Linked DNA regions of Homo sapiens: region 1 is linked to region 2. The links are chromatin loops, found by intact Hi-C in ENCODE. Cell type or tissue: heart left ventricle. All regions are shown on one strand. Links, peaks and the distances in the headings refer to the core of each region. The heading gives the core; the rest is flanking DNA.

What was found. Peaks named below come from ENCODE experiments on the same cell type or tissue, not always from the same donor. Only the 100,000 strongest peaks of a DNase experiment are listed, where the experiment ranks them.
Region 1: a loop joins it to region 2, with 7 times the contacts of the local background. A loop is called at or near these places in 4 of 110 quality-filtered maps.

Annotation. Positions count from the first base shown.
Region 1 is chr2:54,400,118-54,416,613 of GRCh38, reverse strand. No RefSeq gene overlaps it. Among named protein-coding and RNA genes, the nearest start is that of SPTBN1, 48 kb to the left of the region's middle. In heart left ventricle, for the core only: no CTCF peak of the experiment used is centred there; no DNase peak of the experiment used is centred there.
Region 2 is chr2:54,332,545-54,349,040 of GRCh38, reverse strand. It overlaps CIMIP6 (ciliary microtubule inner protein 6), which reads right to left. Exons shown (of 5, transcript NM_001100396.2): 2 at 14,017-14,224; 3 at 5,168-5,321. Among named protein-coding and RNA genes, the nearest start is that of CIMIP6, 9.9 kb to the right of the region's middle. In heart left ventricle, for the core only: a CTCF peak has its summit at 7,178; no DNase peak of the experiment used is centred there; H3K27ac peaks cover 294 bases.

The DNA of each region.
Region 1 (16,496 bases), core at 4,647-7,146, 69 kb before region 2:
CACCATCAAATGTGCAGTGTCCTCCCTAGCTGGTCAGGAAAAGGAGGCCTATACAAATGGCAAGGAAAATAATCTGTGGTCATTTCCACAGAGAACCACAGCTTTTACACTTCCGCTTAATGTCCCTGGAAAAAGAACAAAACAGCGTCCTGCAGGAGATAAGTCTGGTGAGGAAAACAGATAATAAGCTTGGTGAAAGCAGCCAGAGACCCAGCCACCACACAATGCCTCCTCCAAGTTCCTTAGTGGAAAAATTAAAGGCAGCACCAGACTTCCTTTGCGTGCATTAGCAGAGGAAGAGGTGCTTCCTGGTCCTGCCCCACTCTCTCCTCACACCGGTTCCACCGGTCCTGTGGTCTTGGCTCTAAATGTCAGGGAGGGAAGCTGGAAGTGGGTGCTAAGGTGGTACTCACCTCAGGAAGGGAGGGACTAAATTAGAAGGGTTGGGTCTCACAGAGTGAGCTACGTGTTCTGTAAGGCAGATTCCTTAGTTTTGCATGACAGTGTTGAATTCCCATTTGTATGTCTGAACTTTTAATAGAGTGGTGTTTACTGGCCTTCCGTCTGTTGCACTCTGGGGAGGGCTAGTGTCCCTATGCGGGGCCAGGGCATTAGAGAGGGCATGGCCCCTGCTTACTCAGGCTCAGGAGGACAGCAGGGATTAGGGCAGAGAAGGGGAAGAAGAGGCAGTTCTCTAGAGACAAGAGGTAGGTTGGTAGTTGTCAAGGGCTGGAAGGAATGGGGAATGACTGGTAATGGATTTCTTTTTGGGTTGATGAAAATATTCTGGAATTAGATGGAGGTGATAGTTTCACAACTTCATGAATATATTAAAACCACTGACTTGTGTGCTTTCAATGTGTGAATTTTATGGTGTGTTAATTACATTTAAATAAAAGAAATGTGATGATAACAAAGAAGGAATGGTGAATTTTGGAGCAATGCTAAGTGCTGTCAGGACCAGCTGCTCTCCCCCAGGTATCCTGCCTGCATTTCATAAACATTTTTAAGTGTCATATATTTTCATAATTTTCATTCTTGTAGTGGAATTATGGTCCACTGTGTACCACAATTCACAAAGAGATATCTCCAAGTTGGTCATTTAGGAATGTTTCTTTTTTTGCTGTTATAGGTGTCAAACAAGGGCAATAGAGCTCTGTTTTCACTCTGCCGCAAATCTTGGTTTTTCACAAACCTTCTCTGGAATTTATATTCCCACACTACTGTGAATATATAGTTAAATTGTTTGCTATTTTAATTCTTGGTGCCTTTTTCCCCATAGTTTTACATGGTCTCCTTCATAATCTTTTCTCAACTCTGCCAGCTCTCTGCTTACCTACCTCACCCACCTCATCATGAAAATCAAGCTCTTCTGACCTCATCTATGTTTCCACTGCTGGACTTACAGCACTGTTTTGTAATGTATTTACCCACCTGGCTCCTTTGCCAGACTGTGAGCCCCCTGAGGTCACACACAGTGTCTTATTAATTTCTGACTCCCTGTTGCCTTTGCTTGGCAGAAGGAAGGTGTAAAATATATGTTAATTGGATTTAATTGAATTGCTGAGGCTCTGAAGAACAGTGTGGAGTCTGTCCCTTTGCTTCGGTTGAATTACTATCCTTAGTGCCAATTACAAGAACTGGAATTGCTGGGCCAAAGGGCATGGATGTTTCTCCATGCTTGCCATATTGCTTTCTCAAAAGTGGTACTAATTTGTAGTGCCACCTGAAATGGATGAGTGCGCCAATAGCGCTGTCACCTTGCCAACCCATCATTTTTCAAAATGCTAGTTTAGTAGGTATCAAATGATATTTCAAGGTTGCTTTAATTTGCATTTCTTTGATTACTCCTAGGGCTGAACATTTTCTCAGGTGTTTATTTACTGTTTCTGTTTCTCCTTGGGGGAATTGCTTGTTCATAGTCTTTGCCCATTTATCAAAATGATGAAATACAGCTAATACATTTGAATAAGCTCCTTGTATATTTTATTTATGATCCTATAGTCTATCGTATTTGATATATATTTTTCATATTTTATATTTTGTTTTCTTCTGTTTTTGCTTTTTTACATTGTACAGAAGTTTAAAATGTATACATGTGTGTACCTATCTCTTTCTTTACAATTCCTTATAAAATTTCAAGAAAAAGTTCTTCCTCACAGATGTGCTAAATATTTTATTCAATGTTCTGTTCTTTTTTTCAACATAAAAAGTTAACTTAATCCACCTAGAGTATATTAAGTACTTAGTTACTTTTAAAATTGCTATCACAAATTCCAAAACCTCTTATCAAATAAAACTTGTATCAGTTATATTATTTGATAGCAAGTAACAAAATCCAACTAACAGTGGCTTAAACAAAAAGGGGCTTTTTCTTCTCACTTTATAGGAAGTCGCAGTTGGTAGGGTTGGCAGCATTTTGGTGTCTCTGTGATGTGGGTCCTGGAGACTGGAATGCTCTGGGCCCTTCTCTCATGCTACCTCCTCATGATTCCAAGATGGCTGCTGAGCCTCTATATTCAAAGCAGGAAGGAAGGGCAGTAAGAGCCACGTCAGTTCTTTTAATCAGGAAAACAAACATTTTCTTCCAAACCTACCAGCAGACTTTCTCTTATGTCTTTATTTTTATTTATTTATTTATTTTTTGAGACAGAGTCTTACTCTGTCGCCCAGGCTAGAGTGCAGTGGCGAGATCTCAGCTCACCATAACCTCCGACTCCCAGGTTGAACTAATTCTCCTGCCTCAGTCTCCCGATTAGTTGGGATTACAGGCACGTACCACCACACCCAGATAATTTTTTTTTTGTATTTTTAGTGGAGACGGGGTTTCACCATGTTGGCCGGGCTGGTCTCGAACTCCTGACCTCAGGTGATCCACCTGTCTTGGCCTCCCAAAGTGCTGGGATTACAGGCATGAGCCACCGTGCCCAGGCCTCTTATGTCTTATTAGTCAGAACTGTGTCATAAGGTCACACCTAGCGCAATGGTGGCTGGGAAAGTATTTCATATTTCTCTTTCTATAGAAAAAACAGCAGGAGAGAAGGCGTTTGGGAAAGGCCATTTAGTCAGACAACTAGGCGTGTCTGTACACACTTTCCTTCCCTCCTGCTGTTTTCAAAAGCTATTTTTGATAGATATATTTTAAGTGTGTACATATATTTAATTATTTATAGTTAAACTTTATTTCACAAAAATGCTACTGTAAATTATTAGGCCTTTTTAGTCTCTTCATTTGGTTCCATTAATCTATGATCTAGTTAGTGCATTATTTTAATTCTTATTTTATTATATAGCAAGTTTTAATGGCTGATATTGGTAGAAACTTTTCTGTGTCTTTTTTATACTCCCTGTTGATGGTATTCTTATTATTTTCATACATACATTTTAGGATAATTTTGTGAAATTAAAAATACTTATTAGGTTTTAGGCTGGGCACAGTGGCTCACGCCTGTAATCCCAGCACTTTGGGAGGCCAAGGCTGGCAGATCACTTGAGGTCAGGAGTTCAAGACCAGCTTGGCCAACATGGCAAAACCCCATCTCTACTAAAAATACAAAAATTAGCTGGGCCTGGTGGCACATGCCTGTAATCCCAGCTACTGGCTGAGGCAGGAGAATTGCTTGAACCCAGGAGGTGGAGGTTGCAGTGAGCCTAGATCATGCCATTGCACTCCAGCTTGGGAGATAAGAGCAAAACTCCATTAAAAAAAAATACTTACTAGGCTTTAGATCAGAATAGTATTAAATCTATAAATTCAATTTAATTCAAATTTAATTCTATTGGTCATATAGACATTTTAGTGTTATTAAGTCTTTTTATCTTGGAATTGGCTCTATTTCTCCACTTACTTGAATCATCTTTTAAATGTTCTAACAAAGTTTTGAAGGTTTTCTTTTTAAAAGTCACATCACATAGTTCCTAGCCATTTTAAGTTTGGAAATCTGGCCAGGCATGGTGGCTCACACCCGGAATCCCAGCACTTTGAGAGGTCTAGGTGGGCGGATCGCCCGAGGTGAGGAGTTCGAGACTAGTCTGGCCAACATGGTGAAACCTGTTTCTACTAAAAATACAAAAATTAACTGGGCACGTGGCATGTGCCTGTAATCCCAGCTACTCGGGAGGCTGAGGCAGGAGAATCACTCAAACCTGGGAGGCAGAGGTTGCAGTGAGCCGAGATCACACAACTGCACTCCAGCCTGGAGTGACAGAGTGAGACTCCATCTCAAATAATAATAATAATTAAAAATTAAGTTTGGAAATTTGTGATATGGTGTGTGTGACTATAAATCAGATATCTTTTCTTGTTGTATTATCTAGCTGGTAATTAAGGGTATGTAGGACTTGTCCTGTATTTTATGATTTTCTTGAAAATCAAACTGCCTCATTTAAATGGACAACTTCTTTAAGTTGTAGATCTGAGACTTGCCTACGCCCTTCTCAAGGTTATTGGCCACTTGTTGATCAGATCTCACCTTCTGTATCAGTTAGGTTGGATTTGATTGCAAGTAACAGTCAGCTGAAGCTCTACTGCCTTAGATAAGAAAGGCTCACATTACCAGGGTTGGTTTAGCAGCTCTACCAGGTCAGGAAGAGTTCAGTTTCTCTTCAGCTTCTTACTCTGCTGGGCAGCATAGCCTTCCTGCTGAGGCTGGTGGTCCACGTGGTGATCAGATGGTGAGCGGTAGTGACGCCGGCACTCTTGTTTATTTGTGTTCTTTGAAAGAAATTGTTTCTTTCCTAGACTGCCCCTTCCCCCATGCTGCCTCCCCCTTTCCCACAAACATCTCTTTCAGTCTCATTGCCCAGATTAGGTCCTTACTCACCCCTGACCCAATAAGTATGGCTAGGGGTATGAAATGATACCATTTAGCTTAGGCTTGTGCTAAGAGCCACGGCATTGCCTCTCCCCAAAGCAGGTAGGCGTCATGTAGAAGGTATGCATATCCCCTACTCCTGCCTCCACCACCAAATTGGAATAGTTACCAAGAGTTGAACAATGGATGTTGAGGAGGCAACTATACTCCCTAGCATAGTTTAGATATCACTTTTTCCAGGACACCTGCCCTGCTGCCCTATGTCCAGATTTGAAGTCTTTCCTTGTGTCTTTTCAGCACAGTAGGACTGCCTGTTTGCTTATGGAACAAGAAGAAAAAATAGTTTCTTTATAATTCGGTGGTCATCTTCTAAGGAGGGGGTATCTGGCTAATGGGAGGACCCTTTTAAGAGTTCAGATGTAAGGCTGAAGTGGTCTGGCATACAGAGGGGAGAGTCATAGTGTGAAAGGGACGATCCTGGGCCAGCAGCCTCTACCTGGGCTGAGAGACTGAGGGTAGAGTAGGGTGGGGTGAGGAGTTTAAGGATTGAGGTGATGCAGAGGACAAAGATGCTTACGGGGAGAGGAGAGCTATGTGTTGTGGAGTGTAAACTCTGTACCTCCTGAGGTTTTCCCTATGCATTCTTCAGTGAAATAGCTTTTCTTATTTGCCTAATATGAGTGGATTTATTTTAAAAGGTTTGCATTCAAAGTGTCAGGGCAAGAATGGGGGCCAGGCTGGGCACAGTGGCTCACTTCTGTAATCCTAGCAGTTTGGGAGGCCAAGGCGGGTGGATCACCTGAGGTCAGAAGTTTGAGACCAGCCTGACTAACATGGATAAACCCCGTCTCTACTAAAAATACGAAAAAAAATTAGCTGGGTGTGGTGGCGCATGCGTAATCCCAGCTACTCGGGAGGCTGAGGCAGGAGAATAGCTTGAATCCGGGAGGCGGAGGTTGCGGTGAGCTGAGATCGCACCATTGCACTCTAGCCTGGGCAACAAGAGAGAAATTCCGTCTCAAAAAAAAAAAAAAAAAAAAAAGAATGGGGGCTGACCTTGGAACGTGATGACATTTGGGTTTCACCTGCCTGTACCCCTCCTTAGACTCTAAATCTCATGAAAGCAGGGACCAGGTCTGTCTTTTTCACCTTTGCCTAGCTCAGTGCCTAGTACACAGGAACTTGGTGAGTATTTGTCGAGTGAATGAATAAATGAATGAACAAGCTTGGTAAAGTCAGAGAAACCTTTGTCACATCCCAAGTCTGCTACATTCTCACGTGTGGAATGAGGAAAATGATAATGACCTTGTAATCTTATCGTGAGATGTAAGTATAATTTAATAAATAAATTTAATTTATTTATAAATTAAATAAACCACAACTATGATTATTAGCTCTTCCCACATTTTACCAACGAAGCTACAAATACTAATAATCACACCACGAACATTTAGTGAACATTTCCTTTGAGCAAGATGCTTTGCCCTTTGCTAAGCACGTCACAATAATTACTTCCTTTAATTTTAATCCTCCCAACCATCCTGTAATTATCCAGATGTCAGCTGTTCCTTTAGGACATACCACATACCCAGCATCCAACAACATCTATCATTAATCAAAGGCACCAAAATCGAGATAGGGAAGGAAGGAAACTTTTTCTGGCCTGTTTCTTGCTCCCCCATTCTCTGGACGTGCACAGCTCAGTTGATCTAGTAAGACTGGATAGAGTGTGACTAGCAATTTACACTTAAGAGCTACCCCAGAGCAAAATGTGATGGATTCTCGGTTGTTGTAGCAACGGAGATCACATGACCTTAGAGAAGGCAGAGGCGGAGCCTGTGGTCACTAGTGATGGGAAGAGTCGAGGGTGGATTTGTGAGCACCAGGAATCAGTGGGCTTTGTTTTCTGGCAGGGTCTATTCCTGGAACAGCTGAAAATACTGAAGGCTAAATTCAGACTCTTGGATGAGACTCAAAGATTGACTGATGAGAAGCAGAAGAGAGAAAGGGGCTTTGTTCCTGTTTGTATAGGTCCCCTGTGCATATCTAATATTTGGGGACGTTAGTTTTGTATTTCTAGAATAGGAATAATAATATCTGATCTCTCATTTCTCATGCAGTATTTAGGAGTTTAATGAAGTGATTCAGAATTTCTCTATGAAAAAATGCTATAGAGACAAAAATTATTTCAGTAAATATATATATATATATAAAGCTCCATATGTACTCTGACACACTGAAGGAAAGGTAATACTGACTCATTTAAGGTTAATTTCTTCATGAGTTACAGGTCTGCGTTGTGCACTGAGATCTCCACAATAATACATTTATAGTTCTATATGCATGTATAATATAAATAAATGTATACTTAAAATCGTGGATGCTCTTAGAGGCAGAATCACATGCTTGTTGCTGTTCTTGGATTTCTGTCTTTTCAAAAAATATCAAAGGATCAATCTGATAATATTGTAACACAATCGAATTAAGTTGTCATTTGCTTTACAAGTCAAAGGGATTGCTCAAACCTTAAAGCAACTGGTAAAGAAAGTAACAAGAAAAACTGACTTTGAGGACTTCAAACCCTCTAGATTAGAATGACTTCATTGTATAGACATGTTTTAATCAAAAGCAGTAGAGGATTTTAATCAAAAGTGATAATGGGCCATGCCTGTAATCCCAGCACTTTGTGAGGCAGAGGTGGGAGGATTGCTTGAGCCCAGGAGTTCAAGACAAGCCTGGGCAACAAAGTGAGACCCTGTCTCAACAAAAAATAAAAAAATTAGCTGGGCATGCTGGTGCACGCCTGTGATCCCAACTACACAGGAGGCTGATGCAGGAGGATTGCTTGAGCCCAGGAGGTCAAGGCTGCAGTGAGCTATGTTCATGCCACTGCATCCCAGCCTGGGAGACAGAGTGAGATCCTGTCTGGAAGAAAAAAAAAAGTGATAATGGTTGTTATTAAGTTTTGGTGGTTAAAAGGAATAAGCTTCAGTCATCTGAAAAAAGTCCCTTGTCATGGAATGCTCAATTCTCCAATTGTGAGCTCTACTATAACTAATTTTAAAGGACTCAGCACTGGGACACCCATGCTCTAGTCTGAGTCCCTCCACTAATGTGGTAGCTAACCTTCAGAAAGTCATCTAATATTGCTGGATCTCTGTTATCTGCCAACTGAAGAGAATGGAGTAATTAACTTCTACAGTCCTTTCAGCTGTAAGATGCTGTGATTACTTTCAATCATTTCCAGAAAACTTAGTGCTTATCTTTGGAACACTGCTAAGCAACAGCCTGAAATGAGAGCTAAAAATGAAGCAAGACTCAATACTGTCGAGTTACAATTATAGCTAACGCCGCCAACATCTACACTACACTGGACCCTGTTCCTTACACTTTGCATTTATTATCCATTTAATCTGAAAAGCAACCTCAGGCATGCCCAAGTACAATAACCTACATCTCAAACAAGGAATGACAACAAATTTTGGGATTTCCAGGTACCAGCCAATGGATCCTTATTTACATAAAGACAAATCTATCCTGTCGATGTCATTTTGGAATAGTACAGGGAGAGACAATTGCTGGGTTTGCTTTTTCATGGCTTTTTATCTACTTGAGGCATTTGAGAGTTTAGCAAGCTCCAGAGCATAATTACAGATCAATTCTTAGTCTTTATCTTACTAGACTTTTCAGCAGCATTTGACATAGTTAATTGAAGCAATTCTTGAAACAATTTCCTTGCGGGGCTTCCGGGACCCCAAACTCGTCTGATTCTCTTCCCATCTCTCCAGCCACTGCTACTTATTAGTGACCTTTGCTGAACTCTCCTCACCTCCCCAACCTCTGCTTGTTGAAGAGCCTTTTCTCTTCTCCACCTACACTGACTGCCTTGGTGATCTCATCCAGGCTTGTGGCTTTATATGTTGGTGATTCTAAAATTAAACCTCCCCTCCAGGTCTCTGCTCTGAACTCTGTAGGGGCCAAAAAAAAAAAAAAATTCCCCTTCACTCCCTGAAGGTTTGCTGAAAAATCAACTGATAAAAGGCAGATTAATAGGATAAATGGCTATAAATTTATTAATGTGCATGGGAGAGAACCACAGAGTAATTACTCCTGAACCTCCTATGGGATTCAGAAGCTTATATACCATCTTGAGGTTTACAGAAAGAATAGGGGCTTGGACCATGTATTTTGGGTGAAATATTTTGGTTTTCTTCAACTCCAAACAAATATAGTCAACTGCCAACTCAACATCTTCACTTGGGTATCTAATCTCAAACTTAAGATATGCGAACTTTTGATTTTCTCCTCCAAACCTCCTCCTCCTCCAGCATTCTAAAATATGGTAAAAGGCATTACTGATTCACAACCTAGCCGTTCAGGCCAAAAACCTAGGATTCATGGTGGCTGCCTCCTGTTCTCTTTCATGCTGTCTCCTGTTCTCTTTCATGCCACACTTAATCTATCAGCAAATTCTGTCATCTCTATGTTTAAAAATGATTCAGAATCTGACTATTGTTCACCAGTTCCATTGCCTCCATCTTAGTCCAAACCTCTAGCATTCCTCACTTAGGCTATTACAGCAACTTCCAATTGGTCTCTTAGCTTTCACTCTTGCTTCCTACACAACATCCCTCCTCCCAACAAATCTCTTCTCCAAACAGCAACTTGTGATTCCTTTAAAGGGTAAATTGATCTGGCACAATGGCTCATACCTGTAATCCTAGCACTTTGGGAGGTTGAGGTGAGAGGATCACTTGAGATCAGGAGTTTGAGACCAGCCTGATCAACATGGTGAAATCCTGTCTGTACTAAAAATACAAAAATTAGCCGGGCATGGCGGTGGGTGCCTGTAATCCCAGCTACTCGGGACGCTGAGGCGGGAGAATCGCTTGAACCCAGGAGATGGAGGTTGCAGTGAGCTGAGATCGCACCACTGCACTCCAGCCTGGGCAACAGACTGACAGAGCGAGACCGTGTCTCAAAAATAAATAAATAAATACATAAAGTGTAAGTCATTGCTAACCCAACTACATTTGCTCATACGGAGAACGTAACAATCCCTAGTTCTTAGCATGGCCTGTGAGATCCTGTGGGAACTGGCTCCCTTCCTTCCTTCCTTCCTTCCTTCCTTCCTTCCTTCCTTCCTTCCTTCCTTCCCTAATTTTTGTATTTTTAGTAGAGACAGGGTTTTACCATGTTGGCCAGGCTGGTCTCGAACTCCTAACCTCAAGTGATCCACCCACCTCGACCTCCCAAAGTGCTGGGATTACAGGCGTGAACCACCGTGCCCGGCCCCTTTTTATTTCTTTATAACAAGTAACCTTCCTCTCTGGTTAGGGACTTTTGTCTTTTTTCTTTAATGCTGCTTCCCAGTGCTTACAGCAGTACTTGGCACATGAGAGGTGCTTGATAAATATTTGTGAAAGGAATGAATAAATCAATATTATAATGACAAAGCCATGTTGTAGAATGTGTGTAGATAATTTACTCCAGATTAATAAGAACAGCAAGGAAATGCCTTTGCAGCAATCAAAGAAACAATCTGTTCTTCCCTGGGCCTTTTAATGGTCTGGTCTGTCTCCTGCCTTGCTTCAGGAGCACACAGGAACCCTCGCCCACTCGGATGTGCTGTTCCTTGCTCTGGTCTCCGTGGACATCCTGAGCCTTGGCCTTACCTCCCTGGATTCCTGCTCGGCTCCCTGGCTCTCCATGTTTGGGTGACCTGCCTGGACCCTCCTCTTCAGCTTACACACCTATACCACAGTTCAGCTCATTAACAGAAAAATAGCAAATGCTATTAGGTAATGAGTATAATGCAGCATTTGCATTATACTCATTACCTAAGTAGCATTTGCATTATAGTCATTACCTAAGCAGCATTTGCATTATACTCATTACTTAAGTAATCCAATTCATTTTCCTATTAGAAAAAAACAAGGAGGAAAATAAAAATCAGCCCAAATCTCTTTTACATATACCCTTCAAAGATAATAACTATAGCATTTTGGTTTAACTTAGCTTTAGGTAAGAAACTATCTTGCCCCAGCTATGGTCCTATAAGATTCACCCTGGCTGGACTAGTTACCTGGTCTTCCCACCAGGAAAAAGGAAAAGGTCAGAAATAAAATATAAAGTAACATTTTATAGTTGATGAATCAGAAAAAAAGTCATCTAAAATATCATGTTGGTGAGGTTCTGATTAAATTTGCAAAAGTGTGTATATATATAATATATGTAAGTTATTATATATGTATAAAATATATATTATATATATGTTGCTAGTAAAATTTTAAACTACAACAGTCATTATGGTTGTGTGAGAGTATAACACTTTATGTTATAAAAATATTTATAACCTTTTTTGCCCTTAAAATAATCTACTAGCTGAAAAGCTTTCCACACACAAAGGTAATATTATAGTATAATCTATTTTAGCCAAAAAATGGAGAATCACCTATGGGTTCAATAACAGTGAAACGGCTAAGTAAACTGTGACATTAAAATCTCCATGAAAAATTATTTTTCTTTAAAATTATAATTATGGACAACAGAAAAAATGATTATGATGTAGTATTAAATGGAAAAGAATACAAAATTAGATTACTAATAGATAAAATATTTATGAATATGGACTATGGACAGTGAATGGAAGATAATACAAACACAAAAAATCATTGCAATGGGATGAAATTATGGGTGTTTTTTTTCAAAGTACTATTTGAGTATATTTACTGTTATTATTGTTTTTATATATTGTTTTATTACAAAAGGAAACAGACAACAAATAAAAATATGCAATTGCTGATCTCTGAAAGCTTATCCTCTTGCAGGCAATGTTTGTGGCCTACTTAGCAAGTGTTCCCAGCTCCCTTCCTTTTTCTACAGAAAGGTTGAAGATGCCATAGTAAATTTCCCAGCCCTGTTTGCAGCCAGTGGTTGCCATGTGATATGTTCCTGGCCAGTGAAATTCAAAGGGAAGTCTGTTGGAATGCTGCTGCAAAAATGTTTCTTCACTAAATAAGTGAGACCCATGAAGAGAATCCATTTTGTCTTTGTCTTTTTGCTCTACCTTTTTTTCTTCTATAGATAGAGAAGGTGGTCTCACTATGTTGCTCAGGCTGGTCTTGAACTCCTGGCCTCAAGCAATTCTCCCATCTCAGCCTCCCAAAGTGCTGCGATTACAGGCCTGAGCCACCATGCCCAACCTTGCTCTGCCTTTTTGCTTATGAGGATTGCTTCTGAGAGCTGTAACAATCATCTTGCAACATCACCAACTCTTTGGGGAAGGCAGGGTGGAATGATAGAAAGAAATCTAGTACTTTATGACATCACCGAGTCATTAAACAACCTCAAGGACAGACTGCCTCAAGACTTCTTGATAGCTAAACACACAAAAAAAGCTCTTGTGGTTAGAACCCTTTGATAGGTTTTTCTGTTACTTGCAGCTTAATGCATTTTAATTGATAAAATAAGAATCATTGACACACGGAGTTAGGCAAGCGTACAGAAACCACAAAGCAACAGGAAACATTATAATAAATATACAGATTAATTTAAAAGAATGTTATACTTTTATAGAAGGAAGTGAAAAACAGATAACCCAGTTTGTGGTTACTTGTTGCAAAGTTCCCTAGATCTGTTAATGTTTCTTAGTAAAAAAAAATAGTATTTAATATTTCTCATTAAAATAAAGCAAAAATCCAGACACCTTCTTTGGCTCGTAATCTTCTTTGGCTGATAAACATTTGTTTGTGTGTCTCAGGAAGCAGCCAATTAGGGTATGATATGGTAGTTGTTTTTCTCTTTCCCCACATCCTCTGACTTTCTTTCATTAACATAGAATACTACTAAATTATGTAAGATAGAGCTCTCTGGGATTTAAGGATGCACTACCTTGGTGGTGAGAATGTGATTTCTTTATCGACTTAGTATTGGGAGTCTCTTCAATTCAGCCTCTGTCTCTACTCACTACAAATCTGGTTTTGAAGACGATAACGAGTTATTGAATTTGCTGAGAAGGGAATTGATTGCTTACAAGCTGGAGAAGTTGGTGACAAAATAGCTTGTTATAAATGGACTCTTTATTAGAGACACAATTCTCGCTTATCCTGTTTTTTCCAAATGGTGGATGATGTAGCAAATCAGCTGACTCTTAGGTTAAAAAAGAAAGCCAGGAGAATGGGCTCTGTGGTTACTATTGATGAAAAGGTGAGTCTAGTATACACAGTGAGAGTAGAAATTAAATAGCAAGTGAGTGGTAAGAGTGAAGGAAGAGGTTCTGCTCCACACTGTGAATAGATGATGACAAGATGGAGTGAAATGTCTGCAGCATGTTTCATTCCTGTGACTACCAGAGTTGGCTGGCTGGGGTTTGTGGGGAGAGAGAGGGTAAGCAGCCTCCTTCATTCGTTACTGCTTTAGGAAGGGCTCCCCTGAAGCTGCTTGGGGAAGCAAGGTTGTTAGCAGTTCAGGTGGCAAGTATCTGTAAGTAACAGAAAACCCATCTCAGAGTGTCTTATACAAATATCTTTCTACTTTGTTTCTGTTGTCCTACATGACAAGGAATCCCAAAAGTAGGCTGATGTTCATTCACCTCAGCTGAGCGAAGTGTCACCAGGCATCTAGTCTCTTTCTACATATCTGCTGCACCATTCTTAATTAGCCAGTTTTTGCCTTCATCTTTGACTTCTCCTGATTGTAAGATTGCCATAACTCCATCATTTCCAATCCAAGGCAGGAAGAAGGGAGTGTGAAGGGAGGACACTACTGTCTTTTTCTTAAAATCTAGAAATCAAAATATTTCACAGGAAAACTCAGGAGACTTCTGTTTATGTCTCATTGTTCAAATTGTGTCATATGGCCATCCCTTGGTGCAAGAGAAGCTGGGAAAGAAAATATTTGGCTTGGTACTTTGCTAAATATTTTATGTTTAATATTTAGCCTGAGCAGAATTGGGGTTCTGTTAGCAAAATGCTGCCATGAAAACATAGGATCCAAAGAGTAGAAACATTCTATCCTGCTTTGCTAAAGATCATTCAGCCACTTTTAGTTCCTTAAAGGCTCCAGAGCTCCAGAGCTGTGTTCGGGTCTGGCAGGAGGCAGCCACAGAGCCCAGGAAGGAGAGCAGTGTCACATGGAGGAGCCGCCCTAGAGCAGCACTGTGGCCTCTCTCCCCACCCCTTTCTCCCTTCTCCCCATGGGAGGAGGAGTGATTTCTCTGATGGGGGATTTGGGAGGGAGGAGCTGGGTATGCTAACCTCATTCCCCTTCTTCCTCCTCTCCTTTGGGATCTTCTGACTCATCTGTTTCTGATCATACAGGAAGCTCAGCGGGGCAGACCTTGACCTTACGGGTGAAAACTGAGGTTGTCCAGCTGTGCCTGTGACTGGGGATAATACGGATAAGTCTCCTGTTGTTGTACAAGTAATCTGTCTTTATTACTAAGCCATTCTTAGTAATAAAGATGATAATTTTGATTTTCACTTATCTGACACCTCTGTCTAGCTCTTAATTGTTATTGAGCTCAGATGGATAAAGAAGAGGTGACATATGTGAACACCCTAACAGCCCCACATGCCTGAGCCCATGTGTATCCTCAGGCTAGAACGACCTGGGGAAACCCAAGGCTCTAACGATCCATACTGACAAACTTGAATGTGGGAGTTTATATCAAAATATGTGATCTTCTTTATTTGGGTTACCTTTGGTTTCCATTTCTATGACATTTTCCTGGCAGGATCATGTCATTGATCACCTGTAGGCCCAGCTAGATTCATATTACTCTATTTGGTTGAACTTATGCAGAGTCCAGCATAATTTAGCCAAGGTGTAAGGATGATTAAGGCAATAAGATTGCCCCAAAATTACTTCAGGGATGGATATTTAGAGTTAACAAAACATTAAGTCTTCATTCTTGGATTAAGTGAAAAACAAACTCTGGAGGAAAGAAAACAGATTTCTGAAAATATCATTTCCTTCTCCCCATAGCAAGAACATTGGCAATCTTCATTGTCAAGCAGCTGTGTTTGGAAACTTCTCTTATTTGTCTAGATTTGGGGTTATTTAAGATCCTGTACAAGTTATGACTGGTATATCTAAGTTTAATCCAAAAGAAACTCTAATTTTTTAAGCCATTATCTTTAGGAAAGTTCAGCCATCAGAACAATATTGAAAACTTCCTGAAGTGTTTTCAAGACCTCATCAGCTCCCTACATATGCATGCATGTAAGGAAAATGTATTTTTGTGGCTTCTGGGCAACTCTCATAATTTAAAACATATCCTTTAAAATCAACAGACCCACCCATGTAGAAGAGTCAAGTAAATTCTCACTGCTTGTCCGCCAGTGACATTACTATTTCCCTGAGGAGGCCTCTTCACATGTCTTATAACGTGGTGGGGAGGCTGATTGGGCAGGTCAGAGTGATTCTGTGTCCTGAGCTTCCCCGCTTTGGTGGAAGACTGGCAGCAGGGCACTCCCAAAGATCAAGGTTATACCCTGGCCACTCAGTACTCCATTAGCCCATCCTGGGGCTGTTCATGTCAGAGAACCTAAAGCTAGGTTGCTCAGAAAACTTTAAACTGCTCTGAGCACCAGGATGGAAGCTGATGACACTATTGGTTCAAATTCCAGGTGTTTGACCCAACCAGAAATGTTTGAATGTGATTGGAGATTTCCCATCTCGGTGAGGCTAAGGAACAATTAATCTTGACCTTAACAGTGGTAGCCTAAAACATTTTTCCTTCATTTGCCAAAATGTACCCAACCAAGTAAAGTTAGTGTATCCTTCATGGTTTTATCAGAGAAGCAGAATCACTAGGGATGGTTCAGTAATGAGGGATTTAACCGTATGCAATACGTAGGAGCTGGCTAAACCATCTCTGTGAAGCTATTACTTCTTCCTCTGATACTGGAGCTTGAAGTCAGAAGGACAGGTCGTCAGGAAGGAAAGATAGGTATGAAGCAGGGGAAGCACAGACAAACTGGAGCATGTGAGGGTGAGGTGGAACCATGAGGATGGGCTGGCCTCGTATTGGACTCTTACCTCCCTGCAATCCTACAACTTCTCTGATGCAGGTGACTTGCAGGGGAAGCTGGCGGCCTCTCCTTTGGAGAGTGATGCCCTTCACCCTGGAATCATAGAAGCTGACAGAGGAGACCTGGTGGGACCTGGAGGAGCTGCGGGCCCAGCTACTACCGCTTGCCAGCCAGTGGAGCAGCTAGAGCAGTGATAACATGTGTGAGCAGCAACAGCACACTGTGCCTGCAGCAATCTTGTTGTTGCCATTTTGGTTTTTTTTGGTTTTTTTTTTTGAGACAGTCTCACTCTGTCACCCAGGCTGGAGTGTAGTGGCACAATCTTGGCTCACTGCAACCTCTGCCTCCCAGGTTCAAGTGATTTTCCTGCCTAAGCCTTCTGAGTAGCTGGGATTACAGGTGCACGCCACCACACCTGGCTAATTTTTCTATTTTTAGTAGAGATGCAGTTTTGCCATTTTGGCCAGGCTGGTCTCAAACTCCCAACCTTAAGTTATCTGCCTGCCTTGGCCTCCCAAAGTGCTGGGATTACAGGTGTGAGCCACCATGCCCAGCCTGCAGCAACCTTCTGAGCATAAAAAAATACGATTGTTTCATTCCTGCCTTCTAAATCTCAAACCACATTTCTCTTCTGATCCAAGTCTGC
Region 2 (16,496 bases), core at 6,011-8,510:
CACATATTAGATTAGGCTTTCCAATTTATAAAGTTTTATTATATAAAACCAAATGTGAACACTTATTCTTACAGGGACTCAAATATGATGGAGCATAGCTGTTTGTTAACTGACTGTGGATGGCAGCCAGGAAATTGTGTGTGGTAGAAGACATAAAGAGCACTTTGAATTGTCGGCACAAGATAACATTGCTGAAATGCCAAAGTCCAGGCGTAATTAAGTGGGCTGATGGAACAGAATGACTATGAGATGACTTTTAATTGGTATTAGTGCATATTTATATGCACATATTAGTGCATGTTTATGTGCATGTTCATATGCTTATGGTAAAAAATCTGGCACATATAGACTAGTTTATATACATATTTTTAAATGTTACATTAAAATATTTTGTTTTTTAAAAATCACTTTCATCTAATATCCAAATACCTGAAATATGAATAAATTGCAGGCCTATATTGTGCAGTACATGTTACTTTAAATTACATTATGACTTTGTTGAAGAATGTATAATTATCATTTAACTAATAAATATTTATTGAATCTGGGCATTGTACTAGACCCTAGGATACAATAATGAACTTGGCCATGAGAAATACCAACAAAAGAACAGAGAAAGAAAAAGAAATACCAATAAAAGAACAGAGAGAGAATCATGCCAGGTTCTTGAGCTAAATTTCAACTCAACACATAACCTAGTACAATGCAATAACTGATAATAGAAACAGTTACCATTTATTGTCTACTATGTAGCAAACACTGTGTTGGGCACTTTACGTGTTGTTTCTCACAACAATCCTGCAAAGTAGGAATTATTCTCACTTCATAAATTGAGCAAAACAGGATGATTAAATTTAATGGGTTCAGGTTCACATAATACTAAGTTTAATACTGAACCAATATTATAAAAGAAGTGTTGATGGTGACAAAGTTGCTGTGATTTCCAGTTAAACATGGCAAATTCAATGTGCATTTCCCCCATTCTTTCCCCAAGCCCCAGTACAATCACACTACAGAAATTTAAGAGGGCTTACGTCCTTAAGGAAGAAAAGAACTAAATAAGAGTGAAGATTTTAACAAATTTGGAAGCTGGAAAACAGATGGATAAGTAGCAATAGACTCAAGTAAACTGCAGAAAACTGGAAGTTAAGTGCTATGGGGGAAGGGAATGGGGTAAAAATTAAGCCAATTAATGCCACAGCATTCCAGGAGTGCCTGGGAATCGGGAGGCATCACATACCTCTGAGGCAGGGAGCATGGGGCAGCGGGACAAGGTGATGTTGCAGAGGACTGCTTATGGGACTCCTGGATTTTCTGTCCTCCATCCTAGGCAGAGGTTTGGAGGATTTCTCTCTGGGCAAATTAAGTAGATCTACAGACCCTGATTTTGGGGGATCCCTTATGAAATGACTGAGCCCTGCCTTATGAACCCAGAAAAAGCCCATCGCTCCAGTGTCATCTTTCACCACTCTTCTACATCCCTTCAACTTGAGTAGCTGAAGTACCATAACTGCTCGTTATGTGGAAGGGACTGGTTGGCTACCAAAGAAAGTTAAAGCAAAAAATCATATGCCATATGTAGATACATATTTTAACCAGTTCATCAAATTTTTATTGGCATGCCAAGCCATTTTCTTTGAGGAGGTGTCCACTGACTGGAATTCCACTTTGTGTTTCTTGTACAAACCACACTTCTAATGCATCATTTCCAGTTTCTATTTCTTTCACACAGAATGAAAATGTAAAGACAAATTTCAAGCAAAATGAATGCAAAATCCTTCAAGATTTTAAAAATTCAGTCCAACTCCTCTTAGTTATTTTGCCTATACCTAAGTAGCATTTTTTAAAGTTAGCAATTGACCTTTTATCAAGTCTGTACATTCAATTTTGAATGTTTTATAGAAACAACTGTTTTCTTTTCTTATTCAGATTTTAATTTACAAGAATATATAATTAAAATATGGAAATACAGTAACAAGTACATAGACATAAATCTGGTTTGGAAACAAGCTTAACTTTCAGAGAGTGTCTCTACCTCCTTGGTCTGAGTTATATTCTCTGTCTCTAAATCCTCACATTATGAGCAATAGAAGATAATGTAGGTAAATTTGACAGATCAAAAAGGGCCGTGTAGGCCATAGTGAGGAATTTGAAATTTATTCTATGAACGTTGAGAAGTAACTGGAGAATCTAAAGGAGGAGAATATCACATGTGTTTTTAAAAAGATCCTTTGACAATGATGCAGAAAACATATATGGAGAAAGAAGAAAGGAAGCAGGGTAATAGCAGCTGTACTGCACTGGTTACAGTGAAGATGGAAAGGAATAGATTTGGGGTCTATTTTGGAGATAGAGGTGTCACAATTTGCTGATGGATTGAATGTGGGGGCAGGGAGTGAAAGGAGAGAGTTTTATAATGCCTTCTAGCTTATCAAAACTTGAACACCTGGTGGGAGAGTGGAGGTGGCATTCACTGAGATGGAGAAGACTAGTGGAGGATAAGTTTGGATGGAGGAAATGAAACATTCTATTCCAGCCATATCAGGTTTGAAAAGGTGACTAGCTATCCAAGAGGAGATGTTAAGTAGGTGTTTGGATATGTGAACTTGAAGCTCAGTAAATAAGCCAGGGTTAGAGAAATTTGGTTTTTAGACTGGTTCCTTTGACCTTTCACCTTAAACATCTATTCCTTGTTTCACCCCCACTGGATAGTATCAACTGATTACCTATATTGCAAATAATGATGTTAGCACCCTTCTTCTCTTCTACTTCTCATCTTCTATCAGTTGTGCACTTACTTTTCTTATTAAAGCTGCTAAGATACATTCTGTTGTGTAACCATATTTAAACTCGTGTCTATAGATTGAGCCTAAAAGTTGAAAACTACTAAACAGCATGCATAGTATTACATAATTACATACATTTTGTTCATTTAAGGGTCAAATGTTGTGCCAGGACTTCATTTCCTTCTCAGTGGGTGTAATGCCCAGTGCCACTTGAAAAAAAATGGTTTAGTATCCGTGCCAAATAAATTCCCTTTTCTAGGTCAAAAAGTATTTCCCCTGAGAACTTTGAAGATATTAACTCCATTGTACTCTTGCATCAGTGCTGCCTGATTCCATGTTGATACTTATTTCTTAGATGGTGACTTATTTTTCTATCCCTTTATGGAAACTTTTAGAATCTTCTGTTGATGATGACTGTTTTGCAATTTTGTAATGATATGTAGGGTGTGCATATTTTTCCCCTTCACACTTAGAAGCACCCAGTAGACCCTTTTAATGCATTTTATGTAGGGAAACTTTGTTATTATTTTAGAGGTTGTGTAGAGTACTATACAGTACTGGTTATGAGTATATGCACTGGAGTCAGGCTAGCTGGGTGCAAATGCCAATTATTCACTCTAGCCTTGGGCACGTTATTTCAACTCCATGCTTGCTTTCAAAGGAGTTCAGAACATGCTACTCTAAAATGCCACTCTGGCATATTGACTATATTGAGTTAAAGGCACTTGAAAAACAGCAGATGCAAGAAAAACAGTTTGACCTTCCTTCTCTTTCTCAAAAGCAGGAGATGAAATTCCTACGTAAAAGATATCCTCCCTATACCAGAAGGAAAGCATCATTCTTACCAAGCACAGGAATTTGAGGTGAGGGGAAATCTAGACAAGTAAACCTTGTTAAACTCACCCTTATCTTCCTAGTCATTTCTCTACCCAATTACCCTAGCCCAAACTCCTTTGCCTTGTCCCATTTTTACAATGTACTACTCTTTGTCCAATTTAGTATATGTGTTCTTTCTGTGTCTTAGGGTCTTCATTTCCTTATGAAGGCTCCCCTGCTATGTAAAACTTGTATTAAATAAATTTGTATGCTTTTCTCCTGTTGATCTTTGTGTCAATTTAATTCTCAAGCCCAGCCAAAAACACTAAAATGTTAAAAAATAATTTTGCCTCCCTACATTTTCTTATCTGAAAAATAAGAATATTAATAGTATTACTACACTATTATATTGCATAGAGTTCATGTGGGAATTAAATGAGTTAATATTTAGAAAGTTCCATAAAGTGCCTGGCAAATAGTATGTGCTCAATAAATGTTATGTTTTGCTAATTATCTACCTTCATTTTTACTCTTCTCTTTTCTGGAGCTCCAGAAAAGTTGGATTTCCCAAACAGATCTTCTGTTTTGCTTTCCTTCTCATTTTCCAAGCTTTTGTTTTGTTGTTTTATGCTGTGTGATACTTCCGTGACTTTATTCTCCAAATCTTTTTTTTAACTGGCATAATTCTAATCTTTGGTTGTCCATTTATAAGAAGGGGACGGGGGATCAGCTTGATTTACCGAAATAACTGGTGTGGTAGTTGACATCTGGCTAAGACACTGGGCTCTAGTAGTCTTAATGTTGGGATAGGGTGGAGTGCTCATGACTGGAGCCTTTATTTAAGGGACAGGCTTTGAAGTAACTCTCTGACTCTCTCCTACCCGCTTTTCATTTTTGCCTTCCACTATGCCTGCTGGCTCGGCGTGTAGCTCAGTCAGGGCTTTGGCCAGGCAGATTGTCTCTTCTTTGCTGCATCTCCTTCTAGAAATTGCTTCTTTATTCTCTTTTATCTATCAATAGGCTTCTAGTCTTTGCTACGTTCCAGAAAGTTCTTCCTTCTATTCTCTTCACTCTTAAGAGTTTATTGCTTTGCTACTATTTATAGTAATAGGGTCTTGGAAGGCAGGGAATTTAGATATGTGTGCTCAGTCTGCTATCCTGAACCAGAAGTGGAAACTTTATTATCTTTCTAAAGGACAAGTCATTGTTACAGATTATCTAATAGCCCTCTTCATCAGCTACCTTCCTTGAAGTGACAATAGTTACAACTCTTAAAATGTGGTGGCAACAACAATGAGCAGGATGCTACTAAGTTTCTGACTTTGAGGCTGGTGTTATTAATGATCAATACAATTTTCATTATGTCATATTAACTGCATTTGGAGACAAACTGTCCACTAGGAAGAAATAACAAACTTCCCAAGGGCTGTATTTGCTGTGTGTGTATTTTCAACTTCATAGAGAAGTAATTATTTTCAGGAGCTGTCCGGACATCTAATACATCTTAGTTTTGGTAGCAATAATTTGAGATAACATAAAAGGTTTTTACCACTGCAAAACCTTACCTATTCCACAAGAAGGCTTTTGCATCTTGCTGTGTTTGACTGGCAAAACCAGTGGACACGATGGTTTTTGGAAGTCACTCCTCTGGGTGCTCTTAGAGTCGTAAGGTGGTAGGAAGACAGGTTCCAGTGCTTTACCATGTGACCACCAGTCACCCTTTATAGAAAATAATTGGAAACACAATATTGGATACTGTAGGGCATTTTCATGTATTGCTTGATGTCTATGGATATTCAGTAATTCAATTTAACAAGTTAGTGGATATCCCAGTACTAATGTGGAGTTCTGAAATCTGGAAATATCTTTTCACAAAAAATGTATTTCTTTGAAGGCACTGGAAAATGAGTTGTCAAATTTTTAGCTAAAATACAGCTGCTGAATTCTTAAGCTACCTTCCTTCTATCAACAAATGAAGTGGTAAAAATCAGCAAAATAGCTGTATTTGTTTTATACTATGATTTTATTATATATGTACACGTGTATGTATAAAATATTTAATTTAAAAAATTATGTTGTAATCTTTTCATTATGACAATACAAATAATGTATTATCATCTAAAAATAGTGGTTTTCAGAAGTTTTAGTCCCTAGCCTGAACCATGAAATACATTTTATGTCATACAAGAGCACACAATGCTATACATACATAAAACTGAAACAAAAGTTTCACAAAATACTTACTATATGCAGTGTGCTTAACTATTTTTCTATTCTATTTTATTGCTTTCCTATTTCATTTCACGTTGCTGACTGCAACTCATTGATTTGTCATTCACTAATGACTCAGTTTGATAAACTTTGTTCTAAGGGGAAATCTCTCTAATGTTACTGAATTTTGGTACTAAAACCTAAGTACACAAGAAAGGGAAAACTGAGATTCTTCATTAGCATGTATGACAATTTGATTTCTTGGAAGTTGAGAGAGTAGAGAGGGGAACTGTTACTCAACTTAATTCTGACCAAATATTTTAAAACTGGTTGATTAGGTGGTAGTAAGAAAATGCTTGAGAAACCCTATGACACCTAGGAGTTCCTGGAATACAGTTAGGATATGAAAGTAACTTCCGGTATAATCAAACACCTACCGTGGGCTATAAGGAAGCAAGTCTGCCTTTTGAAAATCAACTATGGTTCCATAGCCAAAGACTTCTAAACTATGATTCAAGGGGGATAAATATGCAATTCTAATAGGTAAAATACTGACAATACAATTAAGGCTACATTGATGCAAAAAGGGAGATGTTTCTTTAAAAAAAAAAAAAACCTATGTGGCTGCATAGGGAGTCAGCTCTCAAATGAGCTTAGTTTCTAAAAAGACAGGCATGTATAAAAGACATATACAACATTAGATTTAAAAAATAATTAATGGAGTCAGCTTGTCAGAAGATTGTCAAGAAACTTAGAAGACATTTATAAATTTATAAAATTTTACAAATTGATAATTTATACAATTGTCAAAGGCAGCAAAAATAATGTTTTCTAGAAAAAATTGTTCATAGCTGAGTGAAATCCTACAGCCCCAAAAAAGGTTATCTTTTGTGTTCCGGCTAACAGTTTGGAGAGAAGAATCTGGTTCAGGAAAGTCAGAACTATTCATTCAACTTGAGGTTGTTAAGGAAAATTACAGTTAACTTGAAAAAGATGGGATGAACACATACCAAAGAACTAAGCCCTGAAGAGCTGATGAGAGAGTTGGACTTCACTTTGTCACTTTATAAGAGTGCCAGTTTTTAGGCCAATGACAAATTGTAAGCAGGAGTAATGGAATAATTGGTAATTGTAACTGGGGTAATTTCTGCAGAGATTACAGAAATTTAGGAACTAGGGGATTTTGGAGAATAGATTGGCTAATGCTTCACTTTTCAGAATGGGCTAAAAGGTGAATTTAAAAAATTAAGACTACTTGATGTAGATCCTAGGAAAATTCTAGAACAGATTACTAAACAGATGGTGTCTTCTCACTATCTGGCTGAAAATAGTCACATCTTACTGTTGTCAGAGCGCCTGCTTCTGGCAGCTCTTCTCCACTCCACTTCACAATTATAATAGTGCTTATTACACCCCAAGGTCTAGGATTTATAGGTCTTGTCTTACTTATATAAGCTCATCACAATTCTATGAGGCAGGCACATCCACTTTACAGATGAGAAAACTGCCAGGAGATGAAGTAACTTCCCCAAGATATATCACCAGCAGACTGCTGCACTGCCACAATTCAAACCCCAACCTCTTTGTGCACACCTCTAATTTCTGTGCTGCACTGCTGTATCAAACCTGCTGTGGAATGCAAAACCAGCTAAGTACAAACCAAATGAAATTATTTAAGAAGTGAAAATAGAGGCTGTAAGTGCACGTCTTAGTCTGTTTTGTGCTGCTACAACAGAATACCTTAGACTGGGTAATTTATAAGGATCAGAAATTTACTGGCTCACAATTCTGTAGGCTGGGAAGTCCAAGATCAAGGCACTGGCAGGTTTGGTAATTATGATTCTAAGATGGCACCTTGAACACTGCATCCTCACATGGTGGAAGGCAGAAGAGCAAAAAGAGGGCAACAGGGGACAAAACTTGCCCTTTTATAATGGCATTCATTTCATTCATGAGGGTGGAGCTTTCATGACCTAGTCACCCCTTAAGGGTCCCACCTTTTAATACAGTTACAATGGAAATTACATTTCAACATGAGTTTGGAGGGGACAAACATTCAAACCATAGCAGTAAATATTCTGAGAAAGTTCTTCTGTGATAAGATTGTAAAGCATACACAAACACTTCATATCATCTACTTTTGTTGATCAAAAACTTATTTTGCTAATACTCAAGTTACTGGAAAAATGGCTCTGGGATAAGCGAACCACTAGGAAATGGCTGATGGACTTTAATTATTATTATTTGTTATTATTATTTTTTTGAGCCAGGGTCTCACTCCATCACCCAAGCTGGAGCATAGTGGTACGATTACAACTCACTGCAGCCTCAAACTCCTGGACTCAGGTGATCCTCCCACCTTAGCCTCCTGAGTAGCAGGGACTATAGGCATGAGCCACCACGCCTGGCTATATTTTTTTCTTAAAAGCATAATGCAAAGCTAGCCTTAGAGCAGAGAGATAATTTCATCTTTTGAGCAAATTTCTTTTAAACTGAGAATTTTGCCAAAATAGTCTTTGTTTCACAAACATAAAGGAAATAGAGAACAGTTTTTCCTAAAATGTGACTGGTGACTTTAAGGCTCTGCAGTTTGTGAAAGTGTTCTGATGAGTGTTATAAATTGGATGCATCTTCACTTTAGCTGAGTGAAATCTTACAGTCCAAAAAAAAAGGTTGTCTTTCTTGTTTCTGGATAGTCTTCCTTATGCCTAAAAAGTTTGGTTTGTTCCTGGAAGAGTGAAAGTGCTTATGTGCCCATGCAACATGTGCGTGCCCTTTTGGTCCAAGCATTTATTCATAAAAGATTATGAGATTAAGGAAAGACATGGATGGAGCCTCGTCTTTACCTTTGTATCATACTGAAGGGAAAGACTAACAAAAAATTTACTGTTCTGTGTACCATCACTTACATTGGATTGTGGGGGGTTAACACAGTTATTTATGACAAAATAAGCTGGGAAGTTACCTAGCGTGATGGCTTTGTCTAGGCTCTGGGGAACAGATCATATCTTGCAGATTGTAGAGGGGGTTTTGCCTAACTCAAACTTTGGACCCAGAGAGGAGTTATCCCTACCAGTCTAAGGACTGTCTTCTTTCCTGCCCCAGGATGATAGTCACTGGGTTCCATGGTCAGGAGTTGCCTGGAGATTCCGGATGACGGGGCTCCTTCTAACCTGCAGCTCTGGGAAGGCCAAGGGCTGTTGCACTGTGGGTCCCTTAGTCACATTTGGAAGCCAGTGTAAGGCAGTCTCTATGTTATACTCCTAGTATCCCTAAGCTCTCAGAGATGTTTTAGTAAAGATTACCTATTTTCCATTCTTTGAGAAATTAAGGGAGAATCCTCAGAGGAGAAGTAGTAAAAAGCAAGTGAAGTATCCTAGAGGAACTAGTTAAGTGAATGCAAGAGGTCGTAAGCCAAGCTCCACAGCCACAATCGCGTAGCCAAGATGGCTGGTGGTGGTCATCTGTGGAACATAAAATCATACTTTGTGGATTCCCAAGGAAATGTGGGCTTTTGACAAAACCTAAACATAAACAATCGCATTTTGTTGGTAGAGCTCAGTGGCTTTAAAAAATTGAAGTACTATCACAAACACTAGGGCAGCTAAGGTCACATTGGTTACACTGTACCTAAATTCATCTCTATTTTGCTATAGATGCTATGAGTGCTTTAAAAAAATGTTTTTAAGCAGTTCATAATGCACCCCCCCATAAAAAATTCCAAAATTGTGTTCTGTGGAACACTAGTTCTCCAGCATATTAATAGGTGTTATACAAAGGAGTCCACAGTTAAATGACTTTGGGAAATAGTGAGAAAAGCAAAGTTAAATAAGTTTATCACAAGATTTCTCAGAACCTTTATATACCAATGTGAATTGTGAAGCTCTGAGAAAGGTTTATAAAAATACAGCTTTTCCAAAACATATTTGACTTTGCAAATTTATTTTGTTAAGCATGTAGGCAAGGGTCAGTGCTCTGAAAATTAAACTTTTGAAAATACCAACCTAGTATAATCTCCTTTAAAGTACCAATATTTAAAAATATTTTTATTTTATTTTATTTTATTTTTTCTTGAGATGGAGTCTTGTTCTGTTGCCAGGCTGGAGTCCAGTGGCACGATCTTGGCTCACTGCAACCTCTGCCTGCCAGGTTCAAGCAATTCTCCTGCCTCAGCCTCCCAAATAGCTAGGACTACAGGCACGCACCGCCATGCCCATCTAATTTTTTGTATTTTTAGTAGAGATGGGGGGGGGTCTCACCATGTTGGCCAGGCTGGTCTCGAACTCCTGACCTCATGATCTGCCCACCTCAGCCTCCCAAAGTGCTGGGATAGCAGGCATGAGCCACCGCACCCAGCCAAAAATATAAGACAATCAAACCAGTTTTCTTTGGAAGTGACTGAGCTAAAACAACTTACTTTTTTTAGCATCCCCAATTTTATGTTCCTAGGTAGAAATGTACGAAATCTTAAAAATCTTCTAAACAAATAAAACCAACCAATCTCGTCTTGCATCCTAAAGATATTATCTTAGCAAAAACACTTAAAACAACAGGTGTCATTTAAAATATTTAGGCAAGTTTATTTTCTTTACTCTTATTATAAAGACAGCATTACCGTCAACCAGTTTTTTTCTTAACCAGGCTAACCTTTAAAAAGAAACCTGTCATCTTAAAGGAACAGTTTACAAATATGTGAAATATACATTCTTTATTATTTCTTGGATAGTTAGAAATGAGTACATTTAAGTTCATTGTTTTTGGTTTTTATTTTATTATTTTAAAATTTGTTTTTAGAGATGGGGTCTTGCTCTGTTGCACAGGCTGGAGCACAGTGGCACAATCATTGCTCACTGCAGCTTTGAACTCCTGAGCTCAAGCCATCCTCCTGCCTCAGCCTCCTAAGTAGCTGGGACTACGGAGGCTTGCCACCACACCTGGCTATTTATTTATTTATTTTTGTAGCGCTCGGTCTCACTATGTTGCCCAGGAAGGTTTCAAACTCCTGGGCTCAAGTTACCCTCCTGCCTTGGCCTTCCAAAGTGTTGGGATTACAGGTGTGAGCCACTGTGCCCAGCCAATTTTATTTCCTTTTGAGCAGGGTCTCACTCTGTCACTCAGGCTGGAGTGCAATGGCATGAACATAGCTCACTGCAGCCTTGACCTCCCAGGTGCAAGCAATCTTCCTGCCTCAGCCTCTCAAGTAGCTGGGACCACAGGCGTACACCATTACACCCAGCTATTTTTTTATTTTTATTTTTTTGTATAAATGGGGTCTCACCATGTTGCCCAGGCTATGTTTTTAAAATATACACACTCCCTTCCTGCCACACCCAAATCAGACATGCTTGTAACTCAGTGATGTATCTTCAGTCTTTCTCTGTAACTCTCCTCATTCATATTCACTGACAGATTCCCTTATCTGAGCTCTTATTTCATCTCAAACTCACTTTCACCATCTCTTAAAGGTCCAGTGCTAATAATGATTCTACTACTATTCTGTCACCTAGTCTTGATGATAGCAGCTCTTAACACCTTTGTTCATTTTTTTTCCAACATACCTATAGAGTAGGAGTAAGAGAAAATTAGTTGGGATTAAGTTTTTAAACTTTTATGTTTCATATTTCTATTCTCAAACCAGCTTCTTTTTCTTAGTATTGCCAATGTAAGGATGAGTTCAGTGAACAGTTTTAAATTCAACCCTGAACTAGAGCTCAGAGTCATTCATGAGCCTTTGTAAGAAATGTAAGAACTTCACTAATCTGGATTTTGGTACCAAATTAATTTCCCCAGTGTAGGTCTGGTCTAACAATAACAATTGATTTCTTTCTGAAATAATTGGTACGAGAGCATAAGCAAGTGTACAAAATGAAGTACCCTCAATATGGCCCTTAAAGGGGTTTAGCTCATGAAATTAAAGAACATTTAACCACAGGAATTCCTGCCCCAAGAAGATCTGACATTCACAGCCATGGTGTGCTGTCCATGACAAGAACAGATGTCATCAGTACGAAGAGAGCTCACAAAAAGCAATCTCCATCTAAATGTTAAATCACTATACCTAACACACAGAGAGATGAGGAAAGAAGTGGAGTAGGAGGAGGCTGACACTGGCACAGTGGTCTGAGACCATTTAGATGGTACACATTTCCTTTTCCAAATATGCTGGAAAAAACCTACATGAGAAATTATTACCTTTGCTGTGACATATTTTGAATCCCATCTGTTGAACACTTGCCTGGCTCAGCACTGTACTAGGTCTTCTCTCATAGAATCCTGCTCTCAGCTGCAAATAAGTCCCCATCACTGTGCAGAGAGCAGTAGACTAGGATTCTGCTGCTACTAAGAGCTAATGTTTAGTGAGTGCTTCCTTTGTGCATTATGAATGCTCTTCTGCCAGGTTCCTACATGCTCACTCCCTCACTCTCCCTCTGGTCTTCACTCAAATGTCACTCAGTGAAGCCTTCTCTGACCACCAATTTAAAATTGCAGCTCTGCCTGCAGCATTCCTTACCCTGCCTTGCATGCTGCCCTTACTACCATGTAACATTCCAATACAGCTTACTTGTTTGATCTATTCCCTTACTAAAATGTAAGCTATGTAAGGACAGGATTTTTTTCCCCCATTTACTTTATTCACTGCTGTATCTCTAGTGTCTAGAACAGTAACTGACAAAAATATTTTAATTCTCATAAAAACCCTATGAGAGGGACAATTACTATCCTTACATAAATAAGGAAATTGAAGCTTAGCGTGACTTGCCCAAAGTCACATGGCAAGTGTGTAGCAGCAACACAGTGGAATGAACTAGTGACATACTGCAGCAACATGGACAAATCCCAGATGCTTTATTCTGAAAGACTGGTTCAATAAGCTACATACTGGGTAATTCCATTAACATGACTTTCTGGAAAGGGCAAAACTATGGAAAACAGATCAGTAGCTGTTGGAGTAGAGGAAGGGAATGACCACAAAAGGGCATAGGGGAACTTTTGAGGGTGATAGAAATGATTCATAGCTTGATTGTGATGGAGTAACATGACTACACCTTTGCCAAAATTCAGAGAATTATACACTATATAAGGGTAACTAATTTACTGTGTAAGGGTAGGTAGAATAATGCTCCCTCTCTCTGTCCCTAAAGATGTTCGTGATTTAAGCCCCAAATCTGTGAATGTTACCTTGCATAGCAAAGGGACTTTGCAGATGTGATTAAGGATTGTGAGATGGGGAGATTATCCTGAATTATCTGGGTGGGTGCATTCTAATCACAAGGGTCCTTATAAGAGAGAGTCAGGAGAGTGGGTCAGAGAAAGATTTGAAGATGCTGTGTTGCTGGCTTCAAAGAAAAAGGCGCCATAAACCAAGGAACATGGGCAGTCTCTAGAAGCTGGGAAAGGCAAGGAAACCCATCCACCCTTAGAGCCCACAGAAAGAACTAGGCCTGGCAACAGTCAGTGAGACGGATTTTGGACTTCTAAGCTAGATAATAAATATGTGCTGCTTTAAACCAGCTTTCAAGTTTGTGAAAATTTGTAACATCAGCAATAGGAAACTAATACAATAAATTGTACCGCAACAAACCTGACTTTGTAAAAAAGATAATGGAATATTTTTAGCATGGGATAGTCAGTGAAGTGTGGTTTGGCTAAACCAACAGCCCTGGGACAGAAATATGACTGTGACATTTGCTTATTACTTAATCTCAGATATGTTAATTAACCTCAAAGGAATATGTGTTATTTGTAAACTATTTCCAATAAGACTTCATAGAAATTGTTGTAGAGATTAAAGAATATAATTTATATAAAACACTTAGCTCATTCCTAGAACTTCATATGCTTTCAATAAATGATTATTATTTTACAGAAGGTATGTGAATTACTGAGTATCATGGGACATTTTTATATTAGAATATATATCGTAAATACATGAAATTTCTTTAGTAACCCCAAAGCACTACTTTGTGGCAATAATCTGACCCAATCTAGGGAAACAATTACTTAGATTCCCTCCCTGTATCCGTATTGTTTATATGTAAAAGTCAGCTGGCAAAATAGTTTCAGGTTACTGCTTTTAACTATTGGATTATGATAAGTACTACTCTGAGATGTGTCTCATCCTTTATAGTCTGTGACCAAATTATTCTGCAAAACAGCATCTGAATCTAAATCTCTATTTGTATACAATGAACATCTGTCCAACCTGTATTTCTGGCCCTTTTTTGGGATCTATGTAGGGAAATGGTTCATTGTATGTTCTTGCATTTGTGTTAATGAATTTAGCATAATATATACGTCCTCTTCCAACATGTGATTTTGAATGATGTATGCTTTTTCCAGGTTTTTCTTCGTGTTTAATTTCTTCATTTTCACTTACATATGTTATAGCAGCATCCTCTATTTTATGCTGTCTGAAAAACATAAATAGTAAACCATTTACCCCAGTAACCATTAAAATATTGAGTCAAAATTATGTAAAATAAGATTTAAATATACTACAAACAGCAGTCAAGACAATTTAGGCTGTATTAATAGTTATAAGGGTTTGTGCTGTTAAAATTTAGGAGGCCATTTTCTAATTCTAAATCATATAAGCGATAAAGGGCTTTGTGTTAATAATGATTACTCATTATAATATACCAGTGCAGTGCACCAACTCTTATTTGCTTGGAGTAAAGAAAGAGTAGTGATTGGATTATGCTTCCATATCATGTTTGCAGTACTCACGTGTGTGGATAAGTTACACGCTATAGTTAACTCAACTTCTTTAAAAGTTTTATTACCAAGAGAATGGCTTTATTCTCCCGTTTACCTAGTAAACAGCTATCTGGACAAGGATAAACCAATTAATTTTAAAAGTTTGTCTGGCAAACTTAAAGCTACCAAAGGAGCACCATTATTTATCTTTTCAAGAAAAGAACACTATGTGGCAGTCAAAATAAATCTCTTCATTTTTTGCCTCTAGTAAGCACTCTGTTACAAATACGAAAATTACTAAAATAAAATATTTTAAAAATGTATAGGAAGAAACAGCTTATCAGATTTTTCTCCTTTCAAATAAGGAGAAATTGAAATTATAAAAGGCAGTATTTTTAAAATTCACATACTTGAAAAATAAAGAATGAAATATATGAATTTGAATACTTTTTACATAGAAGCTTTTAAAATCAAAGCCATGATCCCACAGCAGGTGAGTCAATGAAACTCCAAATTCACAGAGAAAGCAGGTAGCACCGTTTAATCTTATACACAGCCCTTAAAGTATAACACCTGCCTTCCTCCAAACGAATGCCAGGTCCATCTCTTCTACCACATCATTTTTCTTTTTTTCCTTTTTGAGACGGAGTCTTACTCTGTCCCAGGCAGGAGTGCAGTGGTGCTATCTCCGCTCACTGCAACCTCTGCCTCCCAGGTTCAAGTGATTCTCCTGCCTCAGCCTCCTGAGTAGCTGGGGTTACAGGCGCGCACCACCACGCCCGGCTAATTTTTGTATTTTTTTTTAGTAGAGACAGGGTTTCGTCATGTTGGCCAGGGTGGTCTTTAACTCCTGACCTCAGGTGATCTGCCAGCCTCGGCCTCCCAAAGTGGTGGGATTACAGGCGTGAACCACTGTGCCTCGCCCACATCATTTTGCAGTTAAAACCCTCAAGTAGTTTTCCATTCATTTACAATAAAATACTGCCTCCTAATTGTAGCTCTGAGGTCCTGTGTGACTTGCCCCAGTGAACCTCTTCGACTTCACTCAAGACCCTCCAACCAGACTGCCTTCTGTCAGTTCCAGGGACACATCAATCTCTTTTCCCTCACGGCACCTGCACATGCTGTTCGCTCTGCCTGGACAGCTCTTCCCCAGCTCCCAGCACAGCTGGCTCAGGATATTTAGGTCTCAGCTTAAAACCATCTCCTCAGCAGCTTTTCCTAGATTTCTTTCCTCTACCACATGTATTCTCTATTTTAGTACTTTGTTCATTTCTTTTATTAACACCACAATTTTTTATGTACCTAGTTTTTTGTTTACTTGTTTTTAGTAAGCACTACAAATATCCTTTACTAGTCAATAAGTTCCATGAAGGTGTACATTGTTGAATTCACCATGTGCCCAACATCAGGAAAAGTGTCCTGTTCATCCAAGGTAAATGGACTGCCATTATAACATTTACATATTTCTGGTGAATCTGCTGGAGTTTACTCCAGCTTTGTTTGAATACCCTCAACCACCCCTCCAGTACACATAAAAACAACATTCAGAATCCTTGGATTCTAGTTCCCTGCTTCCCAAAAATTACTTTCTGCAAAGGATTTGGAAAAACTGATTACTGGTAAAGTGTAAAAAACTTCTAAACCTTTTTCTATTACCTTTCCAGAGATACAATTATTTATTTAAAGGTAGAGTCTTTGGGGTCAATTAATTTATTATTGTAGGCTTCTGGCATCAGTTTTTTCCACCTGTTTCTCATAGTTATCACCCAACAATATACACTTGTAGTGATCAAGTCCTTGAAGAAAAGGACTGGGGCTATTTGTTATATAGTTAAATTCATTTGATTAAGCACTTGTGGTATGAATGCCTACGGGTTGATAAATAAGTGTGAAATATATGACTCGAGCAATCTCTTGCCAGAAGAAAAGCACAGATAAAAACACTGATGGGCTCTGAAGTGAGTCAGACAGGGACTGGAATCC